2 separate regions of the Homo sapiens genome follow, and region 2 is linked to region 1. The links are chromatin loops, found by intact Hi-C in ENCODE. Cell type or tissue: testis. All regions are shown on one strand. Each heading gives the region's core, and the rest is flanking DNA. Links, peaks and the distances in the headings are about the cores only.

Region 1 (8,758 bases), core at 244-8,243:
TTCCTGAGTAGCTGGGATTACAGGTGCCATGCCACCACACCCAGCTAATTTTTGTATTTTTAGTAGAGACAGGTTTCACCGTGTTGGCCAGGCTGGTCTCAAACTCCTGACCTTAGGCATCCACCCACCTCAGCTTCCCAAAGTGCTGGATTACAGGCATGAGCTACTGCACTCAGCCAGAGGTGCCATTTAGATAAGAAAATAAGAGCTTGATCACTTGAAGAACAAAATCTACAGAATAGAGCTAGGCAATACCAACATTTTCCAGGCAGGAAATTGCCCTTTGCTTTAAGATTACATTTTAGATAGAAAGTATTCTATTGACTCTTAGAGATAGGAAAGGTAAGCAGGAGTATTAAGAGTTCGTATGTGGGAAGGAGGCTGCAGATGAACTGCATGGGCAACTTGTTGACTGGAACTTTACATAGAATATTCCATGGATTTGTTTGAACATAGGTACTTTTTGCATTCTCTCTGAGTTTTGGTTTTAATTGCAGTGAAGGCTTGGTCCAGGTGTTTTTGTTTGAAGTACACTGCTAGTTCTAATTCAGCAGGTGAGAAATATTGGTGGTTTTAGTCAACTACTTGTTCATTTTTGAAGATAAATTTAACACTTTATTTTAACTTTTTATTTACATTTTTGATAACAGGTAGTATTTATGAAGATTCATGTGCTAGTCATGGTCCAATGAGTTTGGGAGAATTGGAGTTGGAGCCAAATTCTAAGCTGGTTCTTCCCACAACACTTCTGACAGCACAAGAAAATGATGTTAATTTACCAGTAGCCGCTGAAGATTTTTCCCAGGTACCAAATTAATAGCACTTGTATTTTACTTAAAATGAGAATTGAAACACTGTTGCCTTAGCGTGGTACCCCGTCAAGAGCCAAGCCTCTGGAGTCAGATAGCTTCAAATCATGCCTCCTTTATTTCCTAACTCAAGTCTGAATATAAATCTAGTTCACCCAAGCTGTGCCCTAGAACACATTACTTAGCCTCTTTTAAGCCTTAATTCCCTATCTTTAAATTAAAGAATAAAATAATGGCCAGGTGCAATGGCTCACACCTGTAATCCCAGCACTCTGGGAGGTTGAGACAGTGGATCGCTTGAGTCCAGGAGTTTCAGACCAGCCTGGGCAATGTGGCAAAATGCCATCTCTACAAAAAATACAAAAATTAGCTCGGCTCCTGTAGTTCCAGCTACTTGAGAGGCTGATGTGGGCAGCAGATTGCTTGTGCCCGGGAGGCAGAAGTTGCAGTGAGCCCAGATTACACCACTGCACTCCAGCTGGTGACAGAGTGAGACTCTTGTCTCAAAAAAAATGAATAAGTAAATAAAACATAAAAATAATATATATAAAAGTAAGGTAGCGATTTCATTTACATCTCTGTATCTGCATGCAATACCTAGCTCAGTAATTTACATATAGTAGGTGCTTGATAAGTGTTTATTACATTGAAATTTGTAAAAAGTGTTTCATAAGAAATGTATTGCATAAGAAATTTAATGCTGAGGTAAGCCAATGGCCCATGCAATCTTGTGTACTGAAAAAATAGGTTAATTACTCACCAAGATGTTAATCTAAAAAAGTTCAATATTAAGTAGTTTTTTATTTGTGTATTGGCAATTCGTTCAAAATTACCCATTTTGAACTAATTTATGAATAAGTATTCATGGTATTATGCAGCAGGACATGTTACGGATGAAACCAAAAAATACGTAAGATAAAGATTGTTTATGGAACACATGATTATGTGGGGTTCAGTATTACCAATCTGTGACCAAGCAATGATCAGGAAAAACTAGTTAATAATGAAAAAGTATCTGTTAATAACTTCGATATAAAAAAAATTTTTGTGACCATGATTAGGCAAACATTTCTGGGATATGATACCAAAGGTACTATCTATGAATAATAATTTTTTAAATTGGTCTTATCAAAAATAAGAACTTCTGTTCTTCAAAACACAGTTAAGAGAATTAAAAGGCAAGCCACTGACTGGGAGAAAATATTTACAAATCACTTATCTTATCAAAGACTTCTGTTCAGAATATATAAGGAGCTCACATAACTCAATATTAAGAAAACAAACAATCCAGTTGAAAAATGAACAATAGATTTGGAACAGTCCTTTACCCAGAGAAGATAATATAAATGGCAAATAAGCACATAAAAAGATTCTTAGCTGGGCGTGGTGGCTCACGCCTGTAATCCCAGCACTTTGGGAGGCTGAGGCAGGTGGATCACGAGGTCAAGAGATCGAGACCATCTTGGCCAACATGGTGAAACCCCATCTCTACTAAAAATACAAAAATTAGCTGGGTGTGGTGGTGTGCACCTGTAGTCCCAGCTACTCAGGAGGCTGAGGCAGGAGAATCACTTGAACCCAGAAGGTGGAGTTTGCAGTGAGCCAAGATCTCGCCACTGCACTCCACCCTGGTGACAGAGCAAAACTCCTTCTTGAAAAAAGAAAAAAAGATTCTCAGCAGAGTTAGTCATTAGGAAAATGCAAAATAAAACCACAATGAGCTACCACCACACATCCATTAGAATATCTAAAATCTAAAAGGCGGTCATGCCAAGTGTCGGCAAGGATGTGGAGCAACTGAACTCTCATACTTTGTTGATTGGGAATGTAAAACGATCCAACCCCTATGGAAAAGAGCTTGGCCATTTAAAAATATACACCCACCATATGAACCATGCATTTCACTCCTAGTTTCTCAAGAGAAACTAAAACATATATTTACACAAAGACATGTACGTGAATGTTCATACAACCTTATATTTGTAGTAACCAAAAACTGAAAACAACACAAATGTCAATCAACTGGTAAATGGACAAATTGTGGTGTATCCTGTACAGTGAAATACTTAGCAACCAAAAGGCATGAACTATGAATACAAACAATAACATGGATGGTTCTTACAAAAGTTATGTTGAGTAAAGAAGCCATACCAAAAAAAAAAAACACTGATTTTATTTATATAAAATTTTAGAAAATGCAAACTAATTTATAGTAATAGCATTTCAGTTATTTTGGGGTGATGGTAGGAGTTAGAGGTGGAAAGGGCAAGAAGGAGAAGATAAAAGGGTGTGAGAAAACTTTTGAGATTGATGGATATGTTTATTGTATTATCTTGATTGTGGTGATGGTTTCATGGGTTTATAGGTAGGTCAAAACAGCAAATTGGACACTTTAAATATGTGCAGTTTATTGTCTGTTACATGTATCTCAATAAAACTTTAACAATAAAAGAAAGATTACTTCCTTTTAATTGATGGCTTGTTTTAGAATAAAACTATAAAGTGTTACCAGAAGAAAGGGCCTCAAAAAATTCCCTTGTTAGATTTCTTTAGCTAGCAGGGACTTATGGTTAGTAATAATAGCACACATTTATAGTGCTAGATGCTGTTCTAAGTTTTTTACGTATTTTAACTTATTTAATCATTATAACAGCCTAATGAGGTAGTTGTTACTATTATCCCCATTTCATGAATGAGGAAATTGAGGTATTGAGCAGTTAAATAACTTGCCCAAGGTCAAAGCTAGAAAATGCCTTACCCAGATTTGAACACAGGCAGTTTAGCTCCTGTGGTCACAGCTCTTATTCGCTGTGAGTAAGTAAGGAAACCAATAGAAACGTTCAAAGTCTCAGCAGCCAGAGCCAGAGGTAGTCCTAGTACCCATCTTAGAAATACACACCAAGATAATATTTCCTTCGAGGCAGAAACATACATGACTAACGGCTCTAAACTTGGAAGACCAGAGTTAAGGCTAGTTATTATTACTGCAGCTTAGAGCTACTAATTTTTACCCCTAGATAAAGAGGATGCCTGTCAGAGGTGCAGTGATTACATTGTGTCCATGTGGACAGATGTTTTAGATTCTTCTATGGTTGTATTTATTGATAAGGGTCCAGGGATTTCTTTTTAAGTTCCTGTTAAAGCTATTTTCAGGGGCTCATTTATAATTAAGCGCATAAAATAGGAAAGAGAAGAAAGAAAATCACACAATTTGTGATGTGTGATTACGAAGAGATTTATGACTACTGTAAATTTCAAATTTGGTTATGTTATATGAGAGATGATAGTGCTTATGGTGGAGCGTATGTTTCTTGAATAGCAAATGGAAGATAACAATACCTACTCACACTTCTGAGAATTAAATGATGTTACTATATATAAAAGCTCTTCGAAAATTGCAGTGCATTATGCAGATTTTCATTTTATGCAAAAAGTGGTTATATGGAAGAGTTTGCTGCCAAATTAAGTTCTTATCCTGTCTAAATCCATTATATGTATATAAAGTAGTTTGATTCATAAGTAGCTCTGAATTCTCTAATGAAAATAGACAGAAATGACTTGAATATTTGAAATCTGTATATATGATCCAAATCTTTTTAAAGGTTTTTTTTTGCAACGTCTTTTCTTTTGTAATAGGTACCTCATCACCTATTTATTGGTAGAAGTGCGAATAAATAAAAAGCAATAAAAAGCAACTAGAAAGCAAGCATATTATTAAAATTTTATAAACACTTGAATAATTTGACTTCTCAGATTTTTTTAAGTAACTAAAAAATAATATTATGACTTCATATCTTAAATTATTTAGTACCAACTAAAGCAAAATCAGGATGTTAAGCAAGTTGAACACAAACCATCACAAAGTTACCTACGTGTTAGAAATAAATCTGATATTGCACCTTCACAGCAACAAGGTAAGACTTGTTTTTATGTAATAATACAATAGTTTGATACTTGTCTGAATATTGAACAAATATGAGAATTCTTTACTTTTTATACATCCCACTGCTCTCTAGGTTTTTGTTTTCTTTTGTTTTCTCTCATTTAGTCCATTTACATGAAGAATCGGTATTGTATTTGACTATGTTAGTTCTTTTTACCAGTAAACACTATTTCTAGTGGATTTTTTAAACTCTTAGCTGGTGTCTTTCCTTTACCCTTGCCTTTTAGTTCTTGTTCAATTGAATACCAAGGTCTTTTTATCTGTATATAGGTCTGTTTGACATTACAATATGTTAAAGACAGGGATTATGGCTGTATTTAATATGCTTTGTAAAGCACATTATTTAGTGCGTGGTGGTGCTGACCAAGTATAACTTAAAAGCAATTGCCTCTCATATTACATACTGTGATATGGATGACCATATCATAGTTCTTTATCAAACTCGTGTGGTTACCTTTAATTCCACAGTCAGCGTTCAAGCATTTTGATGTTGTCTCTATGTTTCTACAAGGCTGTTGGCCTTGTGTTTTGTTTGCCATCTTGCTTCTTAGTCATTTACATTTTCTATAACCTAAAATCTGAAATTTGGCAGTAGAAATTAAGATCTCTTCTGTTTAAAAACTTTCTGCCCACAATTCTGGAAGAAGTATTAGAAATATTTTGAGAAGTGGAATTTTTCTTTTTTGCTTTTATAACTGTGATTTTTATTTAATTTTCAAATAATATTTAATTGAGCAAATGCATATTATTGAATGCCGGTATAATTGCGAATGTAACTATGCATTTGGTGTTTTGGGAAGGACCTAAATGAGGAAGTGCTCAAGATAGTAAGATTATGCCACTTAAGGTTTAGGTTTTCACTCTTCCATTTGTTGTCTGTTCCCCTCTTGCTCCAAGTTTTCAGAACTTTGTCCTCCTGACCCTTTTTTTTTTTAACCTCACCATAGTACGTTAATATTAATGTACTATGGAAAATACCTATAAAACTCTTCTTCTGGTGATTTAAGAATTAATCATGATAGTATATCGATATGGGCAGATAAATGTTTCTAAGATAATGTCAGAATTTACTTCATGTTCTTCTACTGAGTTCTCATTTATGAACTGTCCTTCGCAGTCAATGATAGTTTCTTTAATGTTTTTAAAAATCAATCATTTTTGGCATTACAAATGAATTTCATTTTCTTGAGGATGTTGTATGTAATGAAATAATTATTTTTCTCAGCTGATAGGAAAATGTCTCTGGTAAGATGTTAGCTGGTAGAAGGAAGTTTTATGTGGAAAGGGTTTACAACAGTTGGATTTAATACATTTGAAATGTTTTACATTTAATTTTACATCTAATACAAAAGGTAGGAGAGCAGACCTATACCAGCCTTGACTAAAACAAATAAATACCAGTGGGCTATAAAGAGAACATTTTAAATACAGGCGAAGTCTTTCACTCTATAATTGGTACATATCTTTATACTAGAAAATTTCTTGAATGAATATGATTGCCTTGGCAAATATAATCAGTTATGACTTTTTTCCCCATAGATTTTGTGGGTTTTATTATTTTTTTTCTCTGATGAAACTCTGAGACATTGCCAAATGTTGCAGAAAATAGAAGTCAGAGTGCCAAAATAATTCTCTGGAGCTCTCAGGACTTTGGGTGACCTTGAAGGAATTCAATCCTCTCATACATAGAAACCTTGAAGATAATGAAGGAAATTCACCTTATCACAGGGGAATTAAAACCACATCTTTTCTAGCAGATAAATGCTTCCAAGAATACTAGAACCCCAAATTTTGGCTATTTCAGGGGGAAGTATCATGTATTTCACTTGAAATGTGTAGTAGTTTAATATATGTCTATAAAGAAAGGAGCAGTAGCAGCTGTTTTAATGATCATCCATTAAAAATTAACTGAAGAATGGTAGGACACAGATTCCAGCACCATATTGCTAGGAACTTAGTAAAGTACTTAGTTTTTTTCCACCTTGATTATTACTTTCAGATTTTAATATAAAAGAGAGGAATTCATTGTTCTGACAAATGGTATCTTTGGAGCCTTTAAGAGTAAAACCTTTTAATTTGGTATTGAATTTATTGGGTCTATCTTTGACCACGTGATACCACTTACCTGATTCTATGTACTGATTAATGTATCTAACAGTTTTATAGTGAAAGTACTTTTTAAAAAAGTATTTGAATGGTCATTTCTATTTTTCCCCCTTTGCTGTACAAGTTAATTTTTACTCATCTTTTGCTGTACAAATTAACTTTCATCAATACAAATAAGAGGCTAGTTTTAAGTCAATTTATTTGTCATGAGCCCAGGAACAATTAAATTCTATAAAGTAATGTATTAAAATAGTACACTTTAAAAATTATTTTCCTTCTTTTTTTCTCTTTAAATTTTAAGACCATCATAATAAATTATCATTACAAAGTCAAACATACTATATACTACTATCAGTCAATGGGGAAAAAATAAGTCATATGTTTTATGGTAAAATGCTGTAATAGATTGGATTGTCAAATTTGCTTGAAAAAAATCACAGCAGTTTTTAGTTTTTCTTATTTGTAGATTACACGTTACTCAGAAAATAAGTATCAAAGTGCTAAAAGTAATAGGTGTAATTGCTGTTATTTGTCAAAATCAGTTTACATTTTTGTGGGAAATACAGAATCACAAATATTTCTTTCTGGCATTATGTCCTGAGTTAAATTCTAGAAAATTTAGCACCTTTTATACTCATATAGCTGTGACAATAACTTTAAATATGTGAACATTAGGAAATTCAAAGCTTATATATTCTTAGAAGCTAATTTTGACCACGTGCGCAAATTATTTTTCTTTTTTAGTAGAATGGTGCATTTTTTGCCTTTGTATTTGAAATTTAGCTAAATTACAATAGCTATCAGAACTACAATTGACCTTAGTAATTTCAAAACCATAGTTATAAGGGTTTTAAGTTGATTTTTAAAAATCTTAAGATATGATAGGGATTTCAAAACTATGTGTGTGTATCTCTGATAGGGAGGGGTTGGGGCACAGACTAATAAGTGTGCCAAAAATCTGTGAATCCAAATGTGTAACAAGTGTTGTCTGAATAAATGTCCACAAATCCATGCTATTATTGGTTAACAAAAAATAAATTCACTTTGAAATGTTGCTGAATTTGGGAGTTTTGTTTCTACCTAGGATGAGGAAATTGGAAAGAGTGTCACTTTCACCCTAACTATAATAAAATGTCAGATAAACTACAAAATCATTAACATTTCTTGAACCCATCAGAGAGCTTCTGATGCAGAGCAACTAAGTAGCCTAAAGTCCAAGGAAAGACAGACTCCTCCAAAAAGAGATGAGACACAAGCACTGTCTCACTTGTGACAGAGCATGGTTACAGGAAGAGACACCAGGCACCAATCAAGCAGATAAGAAGTATTTGGTTAAACTTTTTAAGTGGGTTTCTAAAGGCCAAGTATAGAACCATTGGTAGTCACAGATACAAGTGGAGTTCACACCCACTTGTAGGCATCTTCTGCACAGACCTCTAGAGAAAGATTGTGGGGAAAGGCAGAGAGTCTCTCTCACTGGTGCAGGCCTGAATGAGAGGAGTGGCTGTCACTGCCAGAAAGACAGGATGCCCCACTTTGACCCTTCTCCTTTAAGAACAAAAGCCTTAAGCCACTGAGGAAGGGGCAACACATCTGTTATTTCCAGGGTATAGGTGAAAACCTATTTGGCTGGGGGAAGGGTAAAGAAAAAAAAAGAATCCACTCCTGGCGGAGAAGAAGGAAATAGTCTTGGTCCCACAATCTTTTATTAGCACTATTAGAAGTTTCTTACTGTTGGGAGAGTGGTTGGAAACTGTCCTGCACAAAATTTGCCAAAGGGACAAGGCAGAATTTAAAATGTCAGTTCCCTCCAAATTGATCTATAGATTCAGTGCAATCTCAAAAACATTCCAGCAGGGATTTCTGGGTAGAAGTTGACAAGCTGAAGCTAAAACTCTTG
Region 2 (8,758 bases), core at 512-8,511, 540 kb after region 1:
GGGGCAGAAAAGGGGAAAACCCCAAGGACTTCTTAGTAATCATAAATTCTTTTACAGGCTAGGACTAGTGTCTTACTCATCATGAGCACAAAATTTAGGGGGGACATCAAAAGCCTCAGTAATCAAGATACATCATGTTTTAGTGAAATGTTTTTAAAATTTAAAAACCTATGCAAAAATATCCAGGATGAACAAAATATCAAAATTTTATATAAAAACTGGATCAGCATGACAGATTTTTCCTATTGTTTCAGACTTCAGTATGGCTTGGAATAGCACTGTTACTAATCCTGTATTTAAAATTTGGATACTTTATTCATAATAAATTTGTTTGTATTAATTTATTAGATATTGCATTGAAATAGTATGTATCTTAATTACTGAGCTATTTGGTACATGCCTCCTTAAATTTTACGCCCAAGGTGAGTGCCTCATCCTCTCATCCTAGTCCTGGATCTCCTCTCTCACCAGTGTGTACAAGACACTAATGCACACAATCATGTGCTGTACTTTAACTTGACCCAGATTTATAGACAGATAAGATTCTCCCAGGCATTTCCAGCTCACTTAACTAAGTTCACTTTTCTTTGACTTTGGATTGAGACAAAGCACAGTATAGTAGCTAATTCAGGCTCTGGAAGCTGATTGTCTTGATTCCAGGTATGGCTCTACTACTTAGAGAGGGTGACCTTGGGCAAGGTATTTAACCTCTCCAGGTCACTGTTTGCTCACCTATAAAATAAGTAAAATAACAATACCTCAGAGAATTGGTGTGAAGTAACATACAAAGTGTTTATTACAGTTCCTGACATATATTAATCATAAAGTATTATCTCTATTATAATTACTGTTTAATATGGTTTGGCTCTGTGTCCCCACCCAAATCTCATGTCGAATTATAATCCCCAGTGTTGGAGGAGGGGCCTGGTTGGAGGTGATTGGATCAGGGGAATGGCTTATAATGGTTTAGCATAATCTTCCTAGTGCTGTCTTATGATAGAGTTCTCCTGAGATCTGCTTGTTTAAAAGTGTGTAGCATCTCCTTCCTCTTTCTCTTTCTCTCCTGCTGGCCATGTGAAGATATACCTGTTTCCCTTCACCTGCCACCATGATTGTAAGTTTTCTGAAGCCTCCCCGGAAGCAGAAGCCTGTACAACCTGCAGAAACATGAGCTGATTACACTTTTTTTTAATGAATTACTCAGTCTCAGGCATGTCTTTGCAGCAGTGTGAGAATGGACTAATATACTGTTTTTGTTATTATCCTGGATCCTGATGAGATTTTGCCTTGCAACTCTTTCAGTCACTGACAAAGTTAACTACTGTGTGTTTGATCTCAGTTTCCTCTTTAGTTTCCACCCAGGGTAGAGTGCAGTGGCAAAATCTCAGCTCACTGCAACCTCTGCCTCCTGAGTTCAAGCGATTCTCCTGCCTCAGCCTCCCGAGTAGCTGGGATTACAGTTGTGTGCCACCACGCCAGCTAATTTTTGTGTTTTTAGTAGAGACAGGGTTTCACCATGTTGGCCAGGCTGGTCTTGAACTCCTGACTCCAGGTGATCTGCCCACTTTGGCCTCCCAAAGTGCTGGGATTACAGATGTGAGCCACTGCACCCAGCCTAGTTTCCATCTTGAAACTATGATTAAAATAACGTATGCCTTAACTTTCTTAGATGCTTCCCAATGGCACATCTTTCTTGGCAAAAAAAGTGAAGAAAGTTTTGCATACTAACAACAATTAACTATTAATACTCTGGAAGCTTCTGCTAGTTTTTTTCAGAGTCTGTCTTTTTTAAATTAAAAAACTTTTTAGTATTGAAATATTCAAAATACACATAAAAGTAAGGAGAATAATGTAATGAATCCCCCTTGGACCTATCACCCAGCTTCCAGATTAAGATTATCAATACCTTAATCTTGGTTCATCTCTCTTTCCCTCCACTCACACATAGTTATTTTCTAGAGTAGTGAAAAAATTCCAGACATCATCTCATTTCACCCATAAATACTTCAATATCTGAAAGCTTTTTGAACCTAAATTCCTCCAAAAAAAAAAAGTTTAGATGAAAACTATTACATAATCCTAGTGATACACAATGTAACTGATTTTACTATTCTAATGTGGTATCTGTGCACTTTCTTTGACACACAGTGGAGGTGGGGTAGAAAGAAAAACTGGATTCTTTTTCCCGTAGTACAGCAAATAGGAAATGTCAAGAGTGGGTCATAAAACGGGACCCAAGTCAGAGATGACTTGGATCAGGTGCCAGTGACAATGGGTCTTTACATGATATTTTGTAGTCTCCTTATTGGAACACCTTACCAGAACAAATGGATCTCATTTTAATGAATATATCATTTGTCACCATAATCAACAATGCCTGCTGGCATGTGGGAAGGGTACGTAATGAAATTTAGAGTTCTGCGTACAAAGATGGTAATACAGGATAGATGAAATATTTCTTTATACAAGTACAAAGGGAGGGACACACAGACGCTTCCAACCAAAACAATCAATTAAAAAAATAAGCCATCAAGCCACAAAAAGAGAAGAGCCTTAAATGTACACTGCTAAATAAAAGAAGCCAATTTAAAAAGGCTACATACTATATGATTCCAACTATATGACATTCTGGAAAAGGCAAAACTATAGAGATAGAAAAAAATCAGTGGTTGCCAGAGGTTCTGGACAAGGAAGAAGATGACTGGGTGGAGCACAGGAGAATTTTAGAGCAGTGAAACTATTCTGTATGATATTGCAGTGTTAGATACATAATGTTAGGCCCTTGTCAAAACCCATAGAGATGTACAACATGAAGAGTGAGCCTTCATGTAAACTATGGAATCTAATTGATCATAATGTATCAATTAGTTATTAAAATCTTGCATTAGCGTGGGTGAGGGCTGCATTAGTTGAGGGTGGGGCAGGGGGAGGAGGAGTATATGGGAATGCTGTCTTTTAAACTCCTTTTTCTGTAAACCTAAAACTGCTCTAAAACAGAGTCTATTGACTTTTTAAAAACTGAATTGGTATTTCTAAGTTTGGTCTAAGAAAAAAATGATTAGGATTCCAGAGAAAATGGAATTTTCTTTAAGATAGAAATTTTCTTTATTTTAAGATAGAAATCTGGTTTCATTATTTTTGCCAAGATCAGAAGAAACTTTGCTTCTTGTCTCCCATAAATATTAGTTTTATGTATTTGTCATGTACTCTATATATTTGAGTTTTATGTATTTGTCATGCTGACTTTTTTCTGACTCTTCTTTTTGCACTATTATAAACTAAGACTTTTCTTTTAACTTCCATAATATGTTTCAAGATGTAATTCATTAGTATAAAAGGATTATGGGTGGAATTTTTTGTTTGTTTTAGAATGGACTTTAAAACAGCTTCATCCTTAAACTAATAGACCTTTCCAGGCTGCAGAGGCATCCAGATGTCTTCACTTGAACAACCATCTTTAGATGCTCCACCTGAATTCTTATTCCAAACCACTAGTCTTTATCTTAGAGTATTGCAGTTGCCTCCTGACTGGTTTTCCTGTTTGGCCCTGCTCCACACTTGCCACCTATTCTTACCAGAACAACCAGATGGGTTTCAGTAAAGTCAAATCATGCCATGACTCTACCAGAAATCCTGGAAGGAGTCCCATCTAGTCTGCCTCAGCCACACTAGCATTTTTGCTGTCCCTTGACTTTGACTTTGCTGGTTCCTCTACCTGGAGTGCTCTTCTCCCAAATATACCTCTGGTGTGCTCCCTCACTTGCTTCAAGTGTTTCCTTAAATGTCACTTGTTCATTTTGTCCTAGATTAACTACTGTATTTCAAATGTTTGCCTTCTTTTCCACTTTTGATCTGTCGCACTTATCTTCTATACAATTTTGTTTATTCATTTATCTATTGTGTTTATTCTCTGTCTCTTTTCCCTAAACCATAAACCATGTGGGCAGGGATTTTGTCTGCTTTGTTTACTGCTGTATTCTCAACACTTAAAATCGACCTGGAATGTAGTAGATGCTCAATAAATGTTTATTGAACAAATAGAATAAAAAAGGATGCCCTCTAAGAGCAAACTTCTTCTTGAGGTTTCTATAGCAACACCCATAATAAATCTGGGACACTTTCTGGAGCAATTTACTTTCACATGGTCTTCATAGACATGGACCTATTTTTAATCCCACTTTCTAATGGAAATGGCTCTAAATATGTACTGCACAGCTGTAGAATGTAAGGAATGTCAGATATGGCCTCTGATTCTCTTGAATAATTTTTGAGGACTCATAGGATAGATGTCATAATTATGTAAATAATAATTTTACTCCAAGAGCAATTGTTAAATTTAACACTCTTTCCACATTTTTATTTGTGGTAATGGTGTCCAACTTTCTTGAAGTGGTATTTCCAGATTCATATACTTGTTGCATGTTTTCCATACCAGCTTTATGGTTCAGTGTCTCCCAAAGTAATAGATTAAAAGGTATCTATTTATTACATTTTTAAAATCAAAGAATGATTGTGCATCTGCAATGTTATTTAATAGACAAGTAGAGAAGAGCTTTAACCATCCAACTGGTTCACATAGTAACTACCTCCATCAATTGAGTTCATACTGACATCTGGAGGCCAAGCCTTGGCACTACATAAAGGCTATTACCCATTTCAGAGCCCATCAGAGTAATTAGTGCCTCTAAACTTCTTTAAATAAAAATCTGAAACATCTAAAAATATCAAAAAGTAGTTAAAAAAAGAGGTTTGAACTTTCTATCTTCTACATATAGCTCTGTTTCTGAAAATTTGAGTATGAATTTGGGATAAGAATAACAGTGATGATGAGGAACATCTGAGTGCCCAGTAGATGCCAGGCAGCACAGGAGTGCTCTCATTGTGGCAACCCATTCAATCTTCAGACCACCCTATGAGATAAGAACTATTGTTATCTCCATTTTACAGTTGAAATCAAGGCTCAGAGGGATTAGTAATTTCTTAGTGTCACTTAACTAGTCTTGGTGCTGCAGAACTTGAACCCAAATTCATGTGACCAAATCCCCAGGTCCAGCACTCTTGGAGATGGACCAGTTTACACTGTTACAAAGATTCTTCAACAAGGATTGTGTTAAAAAGCATAGTTATCTTTAAAGTTGCAGTTATTGGCCAGGCACGGTGGCTCATGTCTGTAATCGCAGCACTTTGGGAGGCCAAGGTGGGCAAATTGCTTGAGCCCAGGAGATCGAGACCAGCCTAGGCAACATGGTGAAACCCTATCTCTACCAAAAAACACAAAAATTAGCCAGGCATGGTGGTGCGTGCCTGTGGTCCCAGTTACTTGGGAGGCTGAGGTAGGGGGATCACTTGAGTCCAGGAGGCGGAGGTTGCAGTGAGCCAAGATCCACCAGGCACTCCAACCTGGATGACAGAGTGAGGCCCTGTCTCAAAATAAATAAAATGAAAATAAAATAGCAATTATGTTGCACTATATTTTTGTCAAAGGACATTCCTATGAAGAATAAGCATTCTGGGTCATTCCTACAAGGAGCCAAGGTATATAACTTCCTAAGTCATAAACACTCAAAATAGACCATCAAAAATGTTACCTAGAAAGGAGGCTTAGTGGAAAGGGGCAGGAGTGTCTCAGAAACCATCATTTCCCAAAACGAAGTCTAAGGTCTACTTTTTTGATACCTAATATTTGTACATATTAATGGGGTATGTGTGAAATTTTGTTACACTTCTAGAACATGTAAGACGGATATTTAGGATATCCACTGCCTCCAACATCTATTTTTGAAGTGCTTTCTTGGGCTAAAGGAGTTGGGACTACCTCTATACTAGTAGAGACCTGAAGGGCTATTTATCCAAGGCCCATATTCGTGAAGGGGCTCAAGTAGATCTTCAAATGGGGTATACTGATGACATTGAAAGATGTCGTATAGTTTTAAGCTTATGTTCCATTAACTGTCTACCTCCATTATGTGGAGCAATGACTTTTATGAATGTTATTATCTTTTAAATAGCATAGTTATATTGCACTATATTTTTTCTAAGTATTAATTTGTTAAGTGTATTCATGCTATATTTCAACTGTTATACGTCTATTTTGGCATTCAAAAAATTTTTAGTAAACTAATAGCCTCCAAAGATGGAAGGGGCCTAGGTTTCTGTAGCCCTTTTAAATGCCCAAGTGGACAGCTCTGTACCTTCCACAAATGCGCTTGGAACATTTAGCCAAGAAAGTGTTAATCTGTGCTTTAAGGACTCTCTTCTCAAACTCAGCCTTCTCTTCTAGGAAGTAGTTTCACTAAAGTATCGTCAGGCCTTTGTTAAGTCCAACCACTCAAAAGCTACATGTTACAGATAATATGTAAGAAACTAGAAAAAGATACTTTGCTTTTGGAAGGTGGATGATTAAGTAATGAACTTCACCCAGAGCATTTTGGCTAGTGTAGTTCCTATACTTGGCTAAAGGGACTTAGCTGACTTCAGTGTTTCTCGATGATTTAATACTCCTAATAATGAGGGCATGCTTATTGTAGAAAGGGAAAAATAATTTTTTATATTAGGGTGGTGACAATAGACATCTCAAAAAAGGGAACGTTAATGTATTTTTCAATCAAAATTCATTGTAAGACTGGCAAATGTCAGTAGGCACAATGTTTTCTCTCCTCCTGTTCCTAGCCATATGCCCAGAGATCATAAATGATGAGGGTACTTCTTACACTTCGTCCCTCCAAGTTTTCCTTCATTACAAACTTGTCAACTCAATCTGTTGATGATAGCAGTCTGGCAAGAGCCAGTATCTGTCTACCAGCTTGGGAGAGAAAGAAAGATCTGTTAGGACTAAGATTGCCTGCTTCCATTATTGTACTACAGGCAGTTCTGTAAACCAATTAAAGGTGTTCACTCTGAAGCACTTTTTGTCTCCTTTTTGGGGACAATATCATCAGCCGTTGTTATTATTACTATTTACATGAGAACCAAGTGTAATAAGGTGGTAGTAAGCTGACAACCTTATGTCACCCTTGACTTCTTGCATTCCTTCGCAAAAGCCACCCAACCTCTCCAAGTTTTTTACATATATATATTTAATATATATTATATATACATATAAAATTATTTGAGTGTACTATTTACATGAGAACCAAGTGTAATAAGGTGGTAGTAAGCTGACAACCTTATGTCACCCTTGACTTCTTGCATTCCTTCGCAAAAGCCACCCAACCTCTCCCACCAAGTTTTTTACATATATATATTTAATATATATTATATATACATATAAAATTATTTGAGTGCTTTTTTTTTTTTATTGATCATTCTTGGGTGTTTCTCGCAGAGGGGGATTTGGCAGGGTCATAGGACAATAGTGGAGGGAAGGTCAGCAGATAAGCAAGTGAACAAAGGTCTCTGGTTTTCCTAGGCAGAGGACCCTGCGGCCTTCCGCAGTGTTTGTGTCCCTGGGTACTTGAGATTAGGGAGTGGTGATGACTCTTAACGAGCATGCTGCCTTCAAGCATCTGTTTAGCAAAGCACCTCTTGCACCGCCCTTAATCCATTTAACCCTGAGTGGACACAGCACATGTTTCAGAGAGCACAGGGTTGGGGGTAAGGTCATAGATCAACAGGATCCCAAGGCAGAAGAATTTTTCTTAGTACAGAACAAAATGAAAAGTCTCCCATGTCTACTTCTTTCTACACAGACACGGCAACCATCCGATTTCTCAATCTTTTCCCCACCTTTCCCCCGTTTCTATTCCACAAAATCGCCATTGTCATCATGGCCCGTTCTCAGTGAGCTGTTGGGTACACCTCCCAGACGGGGTGGTGGCCGGGCAGAGGCACCCCTCACCTCCCGGACGGGGCGGCTGGCCGGGCGGGGGGCTGACCCCCCCGCCTCCCTCCCAGACGGGGTGGCTGCCGGGCGGAGACGCTCCTCACTTCCCAGACGGGGTGGCTGCCGGGCAGAGGGGCTCCTCACTTCTCAGACGGGGCGGTTGCCGGGCAGAGGCACTCCTCACATCCCAGACGGGGCGGCGGGGCAGAGGTGCTCCCCACATCTCAGACGATGGGCGGCCGGTCAGAGATGCTCCTCACTTCCTAGATGGGATGGCGGCCGGGAAGAGGCGCTCCTCACTTCCTAGATGGGATGGCGGCCGGGCAGAGACGCTCCTCACTTTCCAGACTGGGCAGCCAGGCAGAGGGGCTCCTCACATCCCAGATGATGGGCGGCCAGGCAGAGACGCTCCTCACTTCCCAGACGGGGTGGCGGCCGGGCAGAGGCTGCAATCTCGGCACTTTGGGAGGCCAAGGCAGGCGGCTGGGAGGTGGAGGTTGTAGCGAGCCGAGATCACGCCACTGCACTCCAGCCTGGGCACCATTGAGCACTGAGTGAACGAGACTCTGTCTGCAATCCCGGCACCTCGGGAGGCCAAGGCTGGCGGATCACTCGCGGTTAGGAGCTGGAGACCAGCCCGGCCAACACAGCGAAACCCCGTCTCCACCAAAAAAATACAAAAACCAGTCAGGCGTGGTGGAGCGTGCCTGCAATCGCAGACACTCGGCAGGCTGAGGCAGGAGAATCAGGCAGAGAGGTTGCAGTGAGCCGAGATGGCAGCAGTACAGTCCAGCTTCGGCTCGGCATCAGAGGAAGACCGTGGAAAGAGAGGGAGACCGTGGGGAGAGGCAGAGGCAGAGGCAGAGGCAGGGGCAGGGGCAGGGGCAGGGGGCAGGGGCAGGGGCAGGGGGCAGGGGCAGGGGCAGAGGCAGAGCT

What was found. Hi-C counts contacts between places; a loop is a spot of excess contacts. Peaks named below come from ENCODE experiments on the same cell type or tissue, not always from the same donor. Only the 100,000 strongest peaks of a DNase experiment are listed, where the experiment ranks them.
Region 2: it touches region 1 in a loop (7-fold over the local background); 81 of 110 quality-filtered maps call a loop at or near these places.

What each region holds. Positions count from the first base shown.
Region 1 is chr14:58,507,905-58,516,662 of GRCh38, forward strand. It overlaps KIAA0586, which reads left to right. Exons shown (of 31, transcript NM_001329943.3): 28 at 651-805; 29 at 4,618-4,723. Among named protein-coding and RNA genes, the nearest start is that of KIAA0586, 85 kb to the left of the region's middle. In testis, for the core only: no CTCF peak of the experiment used is centred there; no DNase peak of the experiment used is centred there.
Region 2 is chr14:59,051,013-59,059,770 of GRCh38, forward strand. No RefSeq gene overlaps it. Among named protein-coding and RNA genes, the nearest start is that of DAAM1, 130 kb to the right of the region's middle. In testis, for the core only: CTCF peaks have their summits at 4,602 (motif pointing left) and 4,809; a DNase peak (open chromatin) is centred at 4,629.